Regions from separate parts of the Homo sapiens genome. Here region 1 is linked to region 2. A link is a contact called in ENCODE Hi-C data. All regions are on one chromosome and are shown on one strand. The core of a region is the stretch at or near the end of the contact, and the rest is flanking DNA. Distances in the headings are between cores, read along the strand shown. Region 1 has its middle 36 kb from the start of LINC01913. Region 2 holds the start of FAM98A (family with sequence similarity 98 member A).

Evidence for each region. A loop is a pair of places that touch in the nucleus more often than their neighbours do. Pooled maps may share reads with other maps.
Region 1: a loop to region 2 is called in a map of CD8-positive, alpha-beta T cell, with 26 times the contacts of the local background. The contact joins the enhancer-like site here to the promoter of FAM98A in region 2. A Hi-C loop is called at or near these places in 2 of 168 maps with a recorded cell type or tissue (CD4-positive, alpha-beta T cell and CD8-positive, alpha-beta T cell) and 4 of 50 pooled maps.

Annotation. Positions count from the first base shown.
Region 1 is chr2:41,837,686-41,844,649 of GRCh38, reverse strand. No RefSeq gene overlaps it. Among named protein-coding and RNA genes, the nearest start is that of LINC01913, 36 kb to the left of the region's middle. Within about 2 kb of position 3,294, at least 19 of the 41 ENCODE cell types and tissues checked have a DNase peak (open chromatin) inside an H3K27ac peak, as active enhancers do.
Region 2 is chr2:33,595,330-33,602,429 of GRCh38, reverse strand. FAM98A (family with sequence similarity 98 member A) reads left to right here and starts at 3,131. Exons shown (of 8, transcript NM_015475.5): 1 at 3,131-3,261; 2 at 6,793-6,941. The coding sequence starts at 3,209. It overlaps LOC105374455 (a long non-coding RNA gene), which reads right to left and starts at 3,085. Exons shown (of 3, transcript XR_939942.3): 1 at 1,592-3,085. It also overlaps the pseudogene ATP6V0E1P3. RefSeq lists enhancers at 2,618-2,847, 2,988-3,037, 3,068-3,137, 3,688-3,877.

The DNA.
Region 1 (6,964 bases), core at 2,045-4,544, 8.2 Mb before region 2:
TCTTCATGGGCTTAAAACATGTAAATAGGAGCTTTCAGATTGCAAGTTCAACAAGCATTGTTCACAGTTAGTGGTTGCTTTTGTGGTATTTTGGGAAGAACATGGGCATAAAACTTGGCTCTACCACTCGCTATGTGGCCAGCTGCCAGTTCCTGAACCCTCCTGTGTCTCAGTTTCCTCACTGATTGTTGAAAGGAGTAAACGAAATCATTTGTGTGTGGGTTTGTGTGTGTATACAATACGGGTTTCAACGTAGTTGTAATAATATCAAACTGTTTCTTTTGAATCTTATTTTCTTTATTCAATGCCCCATCATACATATTTTCCATGTTATTACACATCTTTACAGTGTCGATATTCATTTAACCATTTTCCTATTTTTGAATATTGAAGTTGGATATTGGCTTCCAGGTTTTCTTGATGCAAAAATCTTTGAAATTATTCATTTAACTAGATTTTCAGAAATTAAATTGCTGGGTTAAGGAGATTTGGATACATATTGCCAAATTATTTTTCCAAAAGGCTTTAACTAATTTATTCCACCACCAGCAACAGAGGACAGAGCAATTTTTGTCATTCTTAAGTATGTCATAAGCCATATTCATACTCCAGCCTGGGCAACAAGAGCGAAACTTCCTCTTAAAAAAAAAAGAAATGCATATTATAATTTGTAACATGACAATTTTATAGGTGAAAAATAAAATCCCGGTTTAAAATTTTGTATGTTTTTTTATGACTAGTGAGATTGCATTTTTTTCAAATGTATTTTCCAGTCTGAGATCCATTTTTGTAAGTTGTTTGTCCGGTATGGCTCCAGTGCATTATTCTGTTGGGTGTTAGAATACAGAACATCTTCAACATAGATTCAGTTTGGTGTCCTGATTGTGAACATGACTCCATTTGTGTTATATGTGTGTGATTGTATTCAACTAGGAATATGTGCTTTTTGGCTAATGTACAAAATGCTGGGTGCGCCAGAGATGTGTCTGAAATTCATGGGATGAGACTTTTACCTATTTCTCCTTCCACAGACTCTTTAGTTGTAGCTGGAGAAAAGGCAAGTGAATTCCTTTTGGAGCTGGGTAGAAAGGGCATGGAGTTAAGGGTCACGAAGTCAGCACATTCCCTTGTGGAATTGTGCCTGTAATCTGCTGATTTCTACCCTGATTCTCTACCTCTCATTTTGCCTGAAGTGACACTGTCCCTAGACCAGTCCGTGGCCAGCCCACATCATTTCTTTTAGGGTTATCTGAGGATCTGAGGTCCATGTGTTTCACAAGTACCCACAGGATGTGCCCACCATTTCCCTGCAATTCAATTCCAAGTCTGCGTTCTGAAGTAGAGGTTTCAACCCTGGGAGATACTTGTGGGTGTTGGAAGTGAGGGGTGGGCCTGGGGAAGGACTGAGTCATGAGGGTCACCAGGGCCTCAAGGAAGAGAAAGTTTCACCAGCTTCACCTCTTCAGAAGGGATCTCAGCCATGCAGATTCTTGGAGGGAATTAGGAGGCTTTTAAAGTTACAGAGATGTCCTCAGCTCTGAGCAATGTTCTGAGGAGTAAAGTCGTCATCAGCCCATTTTGGCCCTATGTGGGCATCCTCTTTCCCACTCTTTCCTCTTGGGAGGAGGGACTCCAGTTTCACAGCTTGCCAGGGCTTTGGGCTTGTAGTATGGGAAGAATATGGAGCTAGGTGGAACTCTTGACCATAAGGATTTCATTTCCTGGTGACTTGAATCTTTAGGCCCAGAGGCTGTTCAGAATCTAACCAGCTACAACAAAATTGGGACTTGAGGGGGATTAAGAAAAACTTGGCTTTAAAAATTAGAATTAACAACAAGAGAATGGTTAAATGAGTTCAGGTATAAAAGACTGCAATAGTTAAAAAGAAATAAGGATACAGACATAAAAAGATCTTTGAGATGTACTGTTAATTGAAGAAAACAAGTTGTAGAATAAATTTTAAAATACAATCATGTTTATGCAAAAGAACAACAACAAAAAAACCTAGCTTTCTCCCCGCCACAGGTACATGCATGAAACCATACCCAGGAGGTTAGGAAGATGCCACACTCAATGGATGACAGTGGCTGCCTCTGGGGAGTGTGTGTGAAGGTCGACCAGACCTTGCACTTTGTTTTGTTCACATTTTAAAAGATAATGTAACTACGTCTTTCTGCTGTAATCAGAAATAAAAAAAATAGAACAACTGGCTTGAAAATCTAGGATGCAAATCCTTCTGCTTATCTGAGACCCAGGTGGTCACTGGTTCAGTCCTGATGCAGAGCAATGGCACTGACATTGAAATTGCACTCAAAGAAACCGAGCTGCAGCTCACCATGGACATGTTGTAGGATTCCAACCAGGAAGTGCTCTGAGCTTCACAGGGTTGCTGTGAGTATTAAATGAGATAATATATGAATGTGCTTTGCAAAAGTTAAAGTGGGAGACACATATAAGGTAGAAATACTATACTGTGTCATTACATTCTTGTACTAGCTCCCAAAGTGAAAGTGGGATAAGAATGCAAGCACCACAACCCGATGAAGTAGATATTATTATGATCATCTCCATTCCCCAGCTGAGGAGTTAAGTTTTAGTTAATTTTCTATTGGTCATTCGGCTGTTCAGCTGCAGTCAGAACTTGAACCCAGGCTCCCTGCTGTTCTCAACTGCCACTGCATGTTGAAGCACTCGGACACATTTACAGCCATGTGTATATATATTTACCGTTTCCTTCTTGGAGCAGTTCTGACAAAGCTGAGATTTAAACCTCCAAGAACAAATATATGAAACTGATTCTAAGCACTGTAGAGTATTTATGATGTGTTTGTGCTAGGCATTGTAGGAATAACAAGTGGCTAACATTTTCTGATCATCTGCTGTGTGCAAGACCGTCTTCTAAGCGCTTTACATGTATTAGTGCGCACAACTTTATGCAAGAGGTACTACTATCCCCACTTTACAGTTGAGAAAAATGCTGCACAGAGAGTTTAAATATCTTGCTCAAAGCAAAGACGTTTAAGATATGGTCTCTACCCTGAGTCCAATATGCGTGAAATAAAACAATGGAGAAGTGCTGCAATGCAGCTATTTACAAAGTTCCAAGGGCGCTCAGAGAGTACCATCCCTGCAGGGGAAAGCGAAGCACTTCGTGTGAGATCCTGAAAGTCCGGGGTGAGCCACTTCAAGCAGGGGCGGGGCGCGTGTGCAAGGCCCTGGGCTGAATTAATGAGAACCCGATCTCATGTTCTGGGTCAGAACCGAGCTCCATCCGGACTGCAGCGCAAGCCAAAGAAATGCAGTGGCTGCTGTCCCGGCTGGGCCCTTCTGCATACCCCGGGGGCATCGGGCCAGGGAGCCGTGCTCCCCTTGGGCCGCGGGGTTGGTAAGCAGCAAACCGAGCTGAAGCGGCCAAGAACCCTCCCGTAGGGCAGAGTGAGGATTGGCGGGAGAGAAAAGCCTAAAGGGACTGTAGCAATTGGCTGCCGCCTTTTCCACCGTAGGAGGATCGGGCTGACACTCCCAGCGTTGGGACTTATTCAGGTAAAGATTATGTCTGGAGCCCCATCTTGCTTCAGAGACCTCCCGTTCTGCGCTTATCACTGCGTCCCCGGAAACCAGACGTCCCTTAAGAGACTTAGCCAATTATCATCCACGGCCATTACCGTGGAGAGCCTAGCGCTGTCAGCGAGTTTCTGATTGGCTGTTGCTGGAAGGGGGCGGGCCCGGAGAAGAACCGTGCAGCGTGCGGAAGGAGCCCTACTTGCCCACCGTTCTCTCCAACTCAGGACGGACGGCGCCGCCAAGTGGTCTGTAGGGGTAATGCCTCGTGCTGTTGCCCCGCAGAGGGCGGGCTTGGCTTGCCAGGCTCCTGGAGAGGAAAGCCTTTTAACCTAAATGAAGTAGAAAGAGAAATACCTAAACTTGAATAGGAATCAGTCGTGCTGAATAAGAGAGCTCTTAGTCAGAATGCGTGTCGTCGGTTCCAGCTCCACATTAACTCAGTTTCCTTTCTTTCCTGAGCCTCATCTGTCAGATGGGGATAATGATAATACCTATCTCCAAGGCTTGCCATGAGGTTTCAATGAAATTAATATGTTTAAGGTTCGCACAGTGCCATGCGCATAATAGGTACACGATAAGCAATAACTGGTGGGGATCAGTGCACTGGTTAAGAGTGAGCATTCTGGGTCAGTGCCGTGACTCACACCTATAATCTCAGCATTTTGTGAGGCTGAGGCAGGAGGATTGCTTGAGTCCAAGAGTTTGAGAGCAGCCTGGGAAACATAGTGTGACCCTCTCTCTACAAAAAATAAAATTATCTAGACGTGTGATGTGTGCCTGTAGTCCCAGCTACTTGGGTGGCTGAGGTGGGAGGATCACTTGAGCCTGGGAGGTCGAGGCTGCAATGAGATGAGATTGCACCACAGCACTATAGCCTGGGTGACAGAGTGAGACCTTGTCTCAAAAAAAAAAAAAAAGAAAAAAACAAAAAGAATGAGAATTTTGCCGTTTGAAAGAATACCTGTTGAGTCCCAAGCCTGCATAGCACTAGCATGGTGAGATTACATAGCCTCCCTGTCGCAGTTTCCTCATCTGGAAATGAGACTAACAATAACACCTACTTCATGGAATTGTGGTTTAATTGTGGTACTGATAAAATACCCAATACAAAGCAATCAGTAAATGTTGGCCCCTATTATTCATATCATTTATGAGGAAGGGAATAATGATTATTATTTCCCTTCTTCCTCCCCCAGGCAATAGGCTACTTCAGCCTGAGTTGGCCCTTCTGAAAGAGGAATAGTGGCTTGCTTTGTCTGGAGTTAGTCTGTAAACCTATCACACTCACACGTATGAACATAGGACTTGGAAAATCTCTATATCACACTCTTGCCCACAGTTTACATTATTCTTTTAGGCACTGTTTTCTTAAGCCCCGTTGGCACCTGACGAAAGCATAACATTATAATGATTAACTTATTGGAGTAGAATTGGTTTATTAGAGTATCTTTTAAGTTGGCTGTAGTGTTCAACAGTATTCTGAGGGCAGTGTACATAGAAGGACATGTACTGATGAAGACAAGGGTTTCAGGGGTTTGAAATCAAAGGACATAAGTCAGCATATACTCTAGGGTGAGCCTGGGTTGGGACCAATGATGGTGAAGTGTGTAGCGGTGGTTGGGTGATTGGTTGGGAGCAGGGAAGTCTGGAGTGTTTCTGAGTCATGGGAAGATTACTGGACAGACTTGGAGACTTGAATTCTGGCTAAAACGAATTCACTCTCTGGCTGTGTGATCTTGGACAAGTCACTTATATTTTCTGAGAACTGATTTCTTTGTAGTAAAATGAAAATAGAATATGATTCTTGTGTGTAGTGCGTAATAAGTACTCTATAACTGCTAGTTATTTGTTGTTATTCATAGTATCACAAATAATTCCTCCTCAAACGTATGTTGCGAGAATCATGGAGAAATCTGATCTGTTTTTATATTTCAAGAGTGATGAGTGCCTAAGATCACCAAATTAACAGTTTGGGAGTTTGGCAAGGGTTAGTCTACCTTTCCTTTCTTTTCCATTTTGTAGTTCTTATCTTCTCTTCTGTCCTTAATTAAAAGTCTATCCTTCAAGTCACACAAGTGACCCAGTTCAGTGAGGACCTTCATGGTTCTTTGGATGCCTCCCTGCTGTACCATACGTTTGACCACCTCCCATCATCTGCCCCACCCATTTCCTTCTCTTCTGGCCTATAGGAGAGGACTCTAGCTAGAGCTTAGGCCCTGTGTACAGTGGTCTCATGTATCTTGGCAGCCCCAGGATTCCAGGGTTCTTCTTTGGATGAATGACCTTGTAATTGAAGCCCAAAGTTTAAGGCTGGTACTGCTGAGCACATACTGTGGAGGTAAGTGGGTAGGACAGCTGACACCCTCTCCAATTAATCATCCAGCAATAATTTTGGTGCGGTTACTATAGCCTGGTTACTTTGGAGGCCACATTCTTCCATTCTGAAGATATATGTAGAGTTATTTCTCAGTTAAAAATGAAGACAGGCATAATTTTTAGTGGGAAAATATGGGGCTTTTGTGTTGGGCAGATTTAAATTTGAATCTGGTCCTTTACTATGTGATCTTAGAACTAGTTGCTTATTTTCACAGTTTGCTTATCTATAGAATGGGGACAATTGGAATAACAGTAGTAAAAAGGAGTGAACTTTTGATAAATAGAATAACGTAGATGAATCTTAAAATAATCATGTTGGATATAAGATGCAAGACAAAAAGATTACATACCGAGATTATGTTTATATAAAGTTCTAGAAAATGCAAACTTATCTGTAGTGTCAGAAAGCAGGTCAGTGGTTGCCTGGGGACGAGCAAGTGGAGGGGCAGGAGGAAGGATTACAAAGAGAGAGAGGAAAACTTTGGGAGCTGATAGATATGTTCATTACCTTGATTGCAATATGGCTTCCCAGGTATATACATATATCTAAACTTATTAAATTGCACATTTTAAATATGTGCAGTTTATGACATCAGTCTTTCAATAAACTGTTAAAATGGGGATAATAAAATGTATTCATAAATAGTTGGTGATGTTTTAATGAAGAAAACATGTTAAAGTGCCAGAAATACAGCAGGCGATCAATAATGGGCACTCACTTCTTTCCCATTTTCATACTTTAAAAAAGAACACTAGGGAATTAACTTTAGCATAATATTTATATGACAAAGCCTATAAGTGGCACCAATAGCTTAAGTAATATAGAATACACATTTTCCTGTCTTTCTTGGTATCATAGGTACAGTATTATAAAGATTAAATGATGCAATCACATAAAGAACTTTGAACATTTCTGGGCATATAGTAAGTACTTGTTAATTGTTTTTTATTGCATTTACTACTATTGTTATGATGGGTTTGATGGAAGGCATGGAGTGAATAATCAGTAAATATTGGTTACATG
Region 2 (7,100 bases), core at 1,882-4,381:
ACATTCAAATGTGGTGTGAATGTTTAAGGCAGCTGATGCCCAAAATAAGCAAGTCAAGAAAAGTGGTGTGGTTTGGATTTTGCATCTAGAAGGAATTCTTTTCTCATGACTGCTAAGACTGAGCACTGTAAAGCCTGTCTTCCTCAAGGCCAATGACACTTCGGATACCAGATGATTTCATGTTTCAACTGCAGTCTGAAGAGAGGGTTGAGTTGGCCAGGATTGCAATCAGCCAAAAGAGACAGCAACAAACTGAACAGGTCACCTACATGGTAATGATAACTCCCTACTTAGGACCCTTAGGGATGAACCAAGGCATGAAGAAACCAGTGAAGCCCTAAAACACGCTCATTGCAATGAGACGTATGGTGAGGCCCTGATATGCCATGCTTACCGCTGGTCTGCCAGCCCCTGCCCCTCTGCCTCACTTGGGTCCCACCTGGAAGTCATTTTTAATTAATTTTTTTTTTTTTAACAGAGACAGAGTCTTGCTATGTTGCTCAAGCTGGCCTTGAACCCCTGGCTTCAAGTAATCGTCCTGCCTCAGCCTCCCAAAGTGCTGGGATTGCAGGTCTGAACTACCGCGCCAGACCCTAGAAGGGTTTTAAGTTGGTATTTTATATTCTTTTTTGAGAAAGAATCTAGAATCAAAGTCATCAGTAAAAGGGCATGTGCTGGCACTTGTGGGTGTGCCTTCTCACAAGAGTACCCTTAAGTAATTATTCAGCCTCTAGGTGAACACCTTCTAGACAGGAAGCTCATCATCTCTCAACGATACCTAAGTCACTTTAAGACTACTCTTAGAGTGTTAGAAAAATTCTTTCTTATACTGATCTGATGCAAAAACCAGAGCTTCCTCACTTCCAAATCATTGTTCCTTTCATTCTAGTAAACTCAGTTTCAAAGAGGTCTTCAGATATCAGGTTCCATTATAAACATAAATAATTTCTAAATAAAATGCAAAAGATTCCTCGTAGATCCCATTAAAATGATGACAATTTTTTTTCTTTCTTTCTGAGCCTGCCTGGTAGGGAACACAATTTTGTTTAAGTAGTATTTAAAAGCTTTTTTTAATTGCAGAGAAAGCCATTGTAGAATTCCTTTAAACCATAATATATAAAAATTTCATATCAGCAATCCTTCATTTAAGCTAACGATGTGAATTAGAAAGAGAATACTATTCCTGCAAAAGCTGGATTTTTTTTAAAGAAAGAAAGGGAATACTAATACTTTTAGGGAAGTCATCACTCGTTCATTCACTAATATTGAACACAATATTATATTCAATATTAGTTCAATATTGAACACAGCTTACATCAAAAGTGAGTCAAGAATGAAACCCTTTTTCTTTCAAAATTGATTTTTGTATTAGGCATGACTTTTTGTTTAGCACCTTCAACAACCCTATGAGGAAAATAATTATTCAATTATTATAAGGTAATTATGTACAATATATACAAGTTTAAACAAATTCAACTAGCTAAATTTTCCTCTTTTCACATCCTGCGTATAAATCCTTATTTGACTAGTCAAAAAAGAAGGAATATGGATTTAGATATACCTCAATCTCAAAATCTAGTTTCATACTTACAGGCATTAAGATCGCTGAAGATTATTAAGCCACTCAGCCTTAGTGTCCTCATCTGTAGAATGTGACTAATATTCACACAGCCTTATGGTGACTGCATCATAATGGGCCATATCAAGTGCCCATGGTAAGTGCAGAAAACCTACCCCCACTTCAGATGATGCAAAATAAGGAAACTGAAAAAGGTACTACTGGCCGGGCGCGGTGGCTCACGCCTGTAATCCCAGCACTTTGGGAGGCCAAGGTGGGCGGACCACAAGGTCAGGAGATCGAGACCATCCTGGCTAACATGGTGAAACCCCGTCTCTACTAAAAATACAAAAAATTAGCTGGGTGTGGTGGTGAACGCCTGTGGTCCCAGCTACTTGGGAGGCTGAGGCAGAATAATGGCGTGAACCCGGGAGGCGGAGCTTGCAGTGAGCCGAGATCGCACCACTGCACTCCAGCCTGAGCGACAGAGCAAGACTCCGTCTCATAAAAAAAAAAAAAAAAAAAGAAAGAAAAGAAAAAGGTACTACTAAGGATAGGAACATCTATCCATCAGACACAAAAATGCTTGAGAACTATAGAATAAAATCAACAGGTATCAATATGAAAACTCTTTAATTAAATGCCTACACGATTTAACAGTACGCCAACTTATGGTTAAATATAGTTTTCTAAATATGCCATCACTTTGAAAACATTTCTGATTTTTCAGTAATTTCTAAACACACCCTCAGTAACTGCCAAGATATCACAACACATCCACATCGTGAACTCAATGTTTCACCCGGGCAAATAATGTCAAAAGTAATGACAGTACAGCCAAAAAGTTTATTCACTGTCTAAACTACGTGGATTTAAAAATATTCTATTCTATTTGCTATGGAGTGAAGCTCCCCTTCTCCTTAAAATAACATGCTTAGTGTCTGGGAAGGGCTTTAGACATCAGGTAGAGAATGCATGAGGGAAAACGACCCAACTTTCTGAACATCCATAGTCTGCGGAAAGTTGGCTCATCCCTAACCCTGAAATAAAGCTACTGCAGCCACGAGGAAATCAAATGGCACGCTATCTGCCGTCTGCACTTGGCCCGCACCCGCGTCCTGAAGACGGGAGCGCAAGAATTCTCCCTTTCTACATGACCTGCAAGCTAAGGCTAGCACATGCCGGCACCCTACGAAGAGCCACCCGATCTCCTGTCTGGGATGCAGAGACTCGGTTTAACAGCCGACTCCACCCGCGTCCCGAGACTCTTCCAAGCTCCTTCCCGGCCCGCCGCGCCCCCTACATTCGCACATGCGTACACCCAATAACGAGAGCCGAGAGCGCTCCCCTTCGCGTGGTCCCCACGCCCAGCTGCCACGCAGCCGGTCCTCCTACCCTTCTCTGGGCGGCTAGCTTCACGATCCAGTAACGCGCATGTGCAAAACTGCGGGCCCTGTAATTCTTTAGTGGGCAGGGGTGGGGCGGTCAGTGGGACCAAGTTTCTTGCGCACGCTCCGGACATGCGCAGTGCGGGAGCTGAGGCGCCAGCTGTGGATTTGGAAGTTCCGGGGAAGTCGCGCATGCGCGAGTGTACGCGTTGCCGGCGAAGAGGGGAGCCTGACGACTCGGAAATTTGAATACCACAGTAGCATGGAGTGTGACCTCATGGAGACTGACATCTTGGAGTCGTTGGAAGATCTAGGGTAAGATTGTCAGGGCACGGGTCTCCCAAGCCCCACGCTGCCGGCCCCCTGGGAACACCTCCTGCGCCCCAGTCTGAGACACCTGCCTCTCCACGCCGCACCCCGTGGCTCCTGGCTGTCGCTTCCCTTTGGCCCCGGCACCCCCAATGCCACGTCCACTGTCTGCACTGCTAGCTCGGGGTCCTCCAATCCCAACACCCCTAGGCCTGCCCAGTGCTCCCTGCAGGCGAGCTACCCGCAGCGTTTGTCAGTCATGCGTGTCATTGTCTGGGCTCTGATTTTCGCCACCCCCACTCCCCGAGCTTCTCTCCTCGCTTCATCCTCCTGCCCTACCCCTTAACCCCTCAACTCTAAAGGTTGCCAAAGTTGATTCTGCTTTCCTACTTGTTCTCCAAATTTCCTACTCCCATCTTGAGCCCCTCCTCCTACCCCACCCCACTTCTCTCAAAATTTCTCCTTTGCCCAGTCATCTCTGCATGCACCCAGGCTTCGCTAAGCCACTTGTATGGGCGCTGCATCTGTTCCGCTGGCCAGCTCGCTTGTGCATCTAACCTATCACCACGTCCCTGGGAACCACCAGCAGTTTGCTTTGACTCTGTGATACTCTGCCTCGTTGAGCCCCATTAGACCAGGGTCGTCTTCACCCACGAAGAACCTGCGTATTTGTTTTGCATTGTGTCTCTCCTTCTCCTGATATTTATTCAACCATAATTCATCAGTATCTAGAAGCTGGAAATAGGGTTTGTTATCTCACTGGGTCACCCAGATCAGTGTACTCTATTAAACTTGAGAACGTGGACCCTCTTGGGCTAAATGTGGTTCCAGAAACAAATTGTATGGTTAGATACTTACCTACAGGTACGGTATCAAAACAAAGTACAGATTTAGCTAGCTGTATTTCTAAGTAACAAGTTCTTTATCAAAATTTTCTCTTAGGTTTTTCCATGACAAGGAAACCTTTGAGAGAAACCTTTCTTTAGGAAAAAACACCTTGAGGATTCCCAAAGTCTGCCTATTTGAATAATTTACTACCCTAGTAGAAATTTTTAGGAACGAAGTAGTCTTGCTTATCATCTGTCTTTGTCACAGTGAAATACTATTGTTCTTTTCTTGGAAACTTGCTCTGAATTTTTATAAATATTCCAGACTTTAGGGGGCTTCTTTCTTTCATTAGGGCATATGTTAAAGTCATTCAGCAAAATAGTCTCTTTAGTTGACATCTCAGACTGAATCGCTTGTTCACACATGAAACCATTCATTCATTAGGACTTTTTTAGGAACAGTTTCTTTGTGGCAGTGTTAGGCCCTTAGAGTACAAGGTGAGGTGGAAGAGGGGTTCACAGGATACTGGGAAAATATGCTGTGAGGAGCCCTGAGGAGGGTCCCTTTACTGGGAAAGGAAATGAAATCCTAGAAGCTTCTTTCTGGAATAAATGACACTATAGTACTGTAGTGGAATGAGTGGAATGAAAGGAAGGGGGTAGACCTTATTAAATGTAGTCTTTCTGCATGGATAGTGGTCACTTAAGAATTGGCCACGGATGCTGTTTCTTCCCATTATTGTCTTTTTTTTTCCCCCTCCTTTTTTTAACTTTTTATTCTTTTGGGTACTGTACAAGTAATTGTTACTGTAGTAATTGTAATCACATAACTACTTGACATAGAGTGTAATGTAAACCATGGATTTTCTGAAAACTGTTATAAATTTTAACCTTAACTACTTAGTTTGGTGGCATTCAAATATTAAAAGTCAGCCTTAATTAACTGAAATGTACTTTTAAAGGATTAACTGAGAAATATTAGAATTAAATGACTACCTTTTCTATTTATTTATTTATTAAGAGATGAGGTCTTGCTCTGGTGACCAGGCTGGTCTCGAACTCCTAGCCTCAAGCGATCCTCCCACTTCAGGCTCCGGAGTAGCTGGGACTACAGGTGTATGCCACTGATCCTGGCAAATAGTCATCTTTTATCTCTTACCTGGCACACAGTAGGAATTCAGTAACTACTTGTTGAATAAACTAATGAAGTCTAAATGTGAAACTCAAGGAGAAACTTCTAGGCCTAGTCTTTTGATTTCAGTGTCTAATAATACATAGTTTATAAATCTAGATGCCAGACTACATGTGATCTCATTTTTTTATGTATGATTTGTTTTCATTTTGTTGCATATACTGTATAAACCTATAATCATATTTTAAAGGGTTTGAGAACTGTCATTTCTCTAACATACCTGTAGTTCTCAACATTATATTATCTTTTTTTTTTTTTTTTTTTGATACGGAGTCTTGCTCTGTCGCCCAGGCTGGAGTGCAGTAGTGCGATCTCGGCTAACTGCAAGCTCTGCCTCCTGGATTCAAGCCATTCTCCTGCCTCAGCCTCCTGAGTAGCTGAGACTACAGGCGCCCTCCACCATGCCTGGTTAATTTTTTTGTATTTTTATTAGAGATGGGGTTTCATCGTGTTAGCCAGGATCGTCTTGGTCTCCTGACCTCGTGATCCACCTGCCTCGGCCTCCCAAAGTGCTGGGATTACAGGCGTGAGCCACCACGCCTGGCCTAAACATTATATTATCTTAAGCATATTTATTGTATCATCTTAAGTAAGCATTATTATCAATATTTAAGAGAATGTAAAGCAATCTGAATAATATGTATTTAAGATTACTTGGAGTGACAGAAATCTTATATTTTAGAATATTGGTGATTGGAGTTCATTATGACTGTCATCTTTTATGAATGTTTGAACATTTTTAAATTTTTTAAAATTATATTGGAATCACTTACAAAGGATTAGGATTCAGATGCGCCAGTTCATTAACTGCCAATATTTATTAACCTAACCTGACGTTTCTTTGGTACTAGAATGTCTTACTAGTCTTAACTGGCATTAAATTTATAAAAATGATATAAATGGTTAACTGGAAAGTTTTTACTTTTAAAGGAAGTCATTAAAAACCTAACTAAGCCTGGGCAACATAGTAAGACCCCTGGCTATTTTATAAAAAATAAAAAAAAAGCCAGGTTTGGTGGCTTGTGCCTTCACTGCACTTCAGCCTATGTGACAGTGCAAGACCTCATCTCAAAATAAAAACATAATCTAGTTGTTTTCTGGAAAATTTTTAGAAAAGATAACCTAAGTTTTATTTCTGAAATAAGTTACAGTATAATTAGCTATTACTTGTTAATTTGCTTTTAATACTCAATTCAATTACAGTAAGAAAATAAATCTTTTTACAATGGAAGCTTTTAGTAAATGTACAGAAGTTGACATAATTTAGTAGTATATGCAATTCTGTTAGATATTCACCTACATTTTGAAAGGTTGAAATGCAGCTACCATTTAGCTGCTTTTTGTAATGGTTCAGTATAGTTCTAAATTATGTTTATATTTGTCCATTTAAAATAAAGATAAGTACTAACTTATCTTTATTAAATTATTGCTTATATAAATAAGACATAGATATGTTTTATCTGTAATATATTAGGTATGATTGTATTTTCTTCTGAAATGTAATTTCTTGCTCACCAGTTACAAGGGCCCATTGTTGGAAGATGGAGCGCTCTCTCAGGCAGTCTCTGCTGGAGCCAGTTCCCCCGAGTTTACCAAACTCTGTGCTTGGCTGGTGTCTGAATTAAGAGTGCTCTGTAAACTAGAGGAAAACGTGCAAGCAACTAACAGTAAGTAAACATTCACTTTTAGGTACAAAGTATAAAAATAACATTGAGGTATTGTCAACTGAACATTATCAATACTAAAGCTGAAAGTTGCAAGTTTTTGTAAATGTAAAAAATTTGTAAAGAAGCCAAGATTTTTTTTCCGTCCGTTGTTTTTAGAGG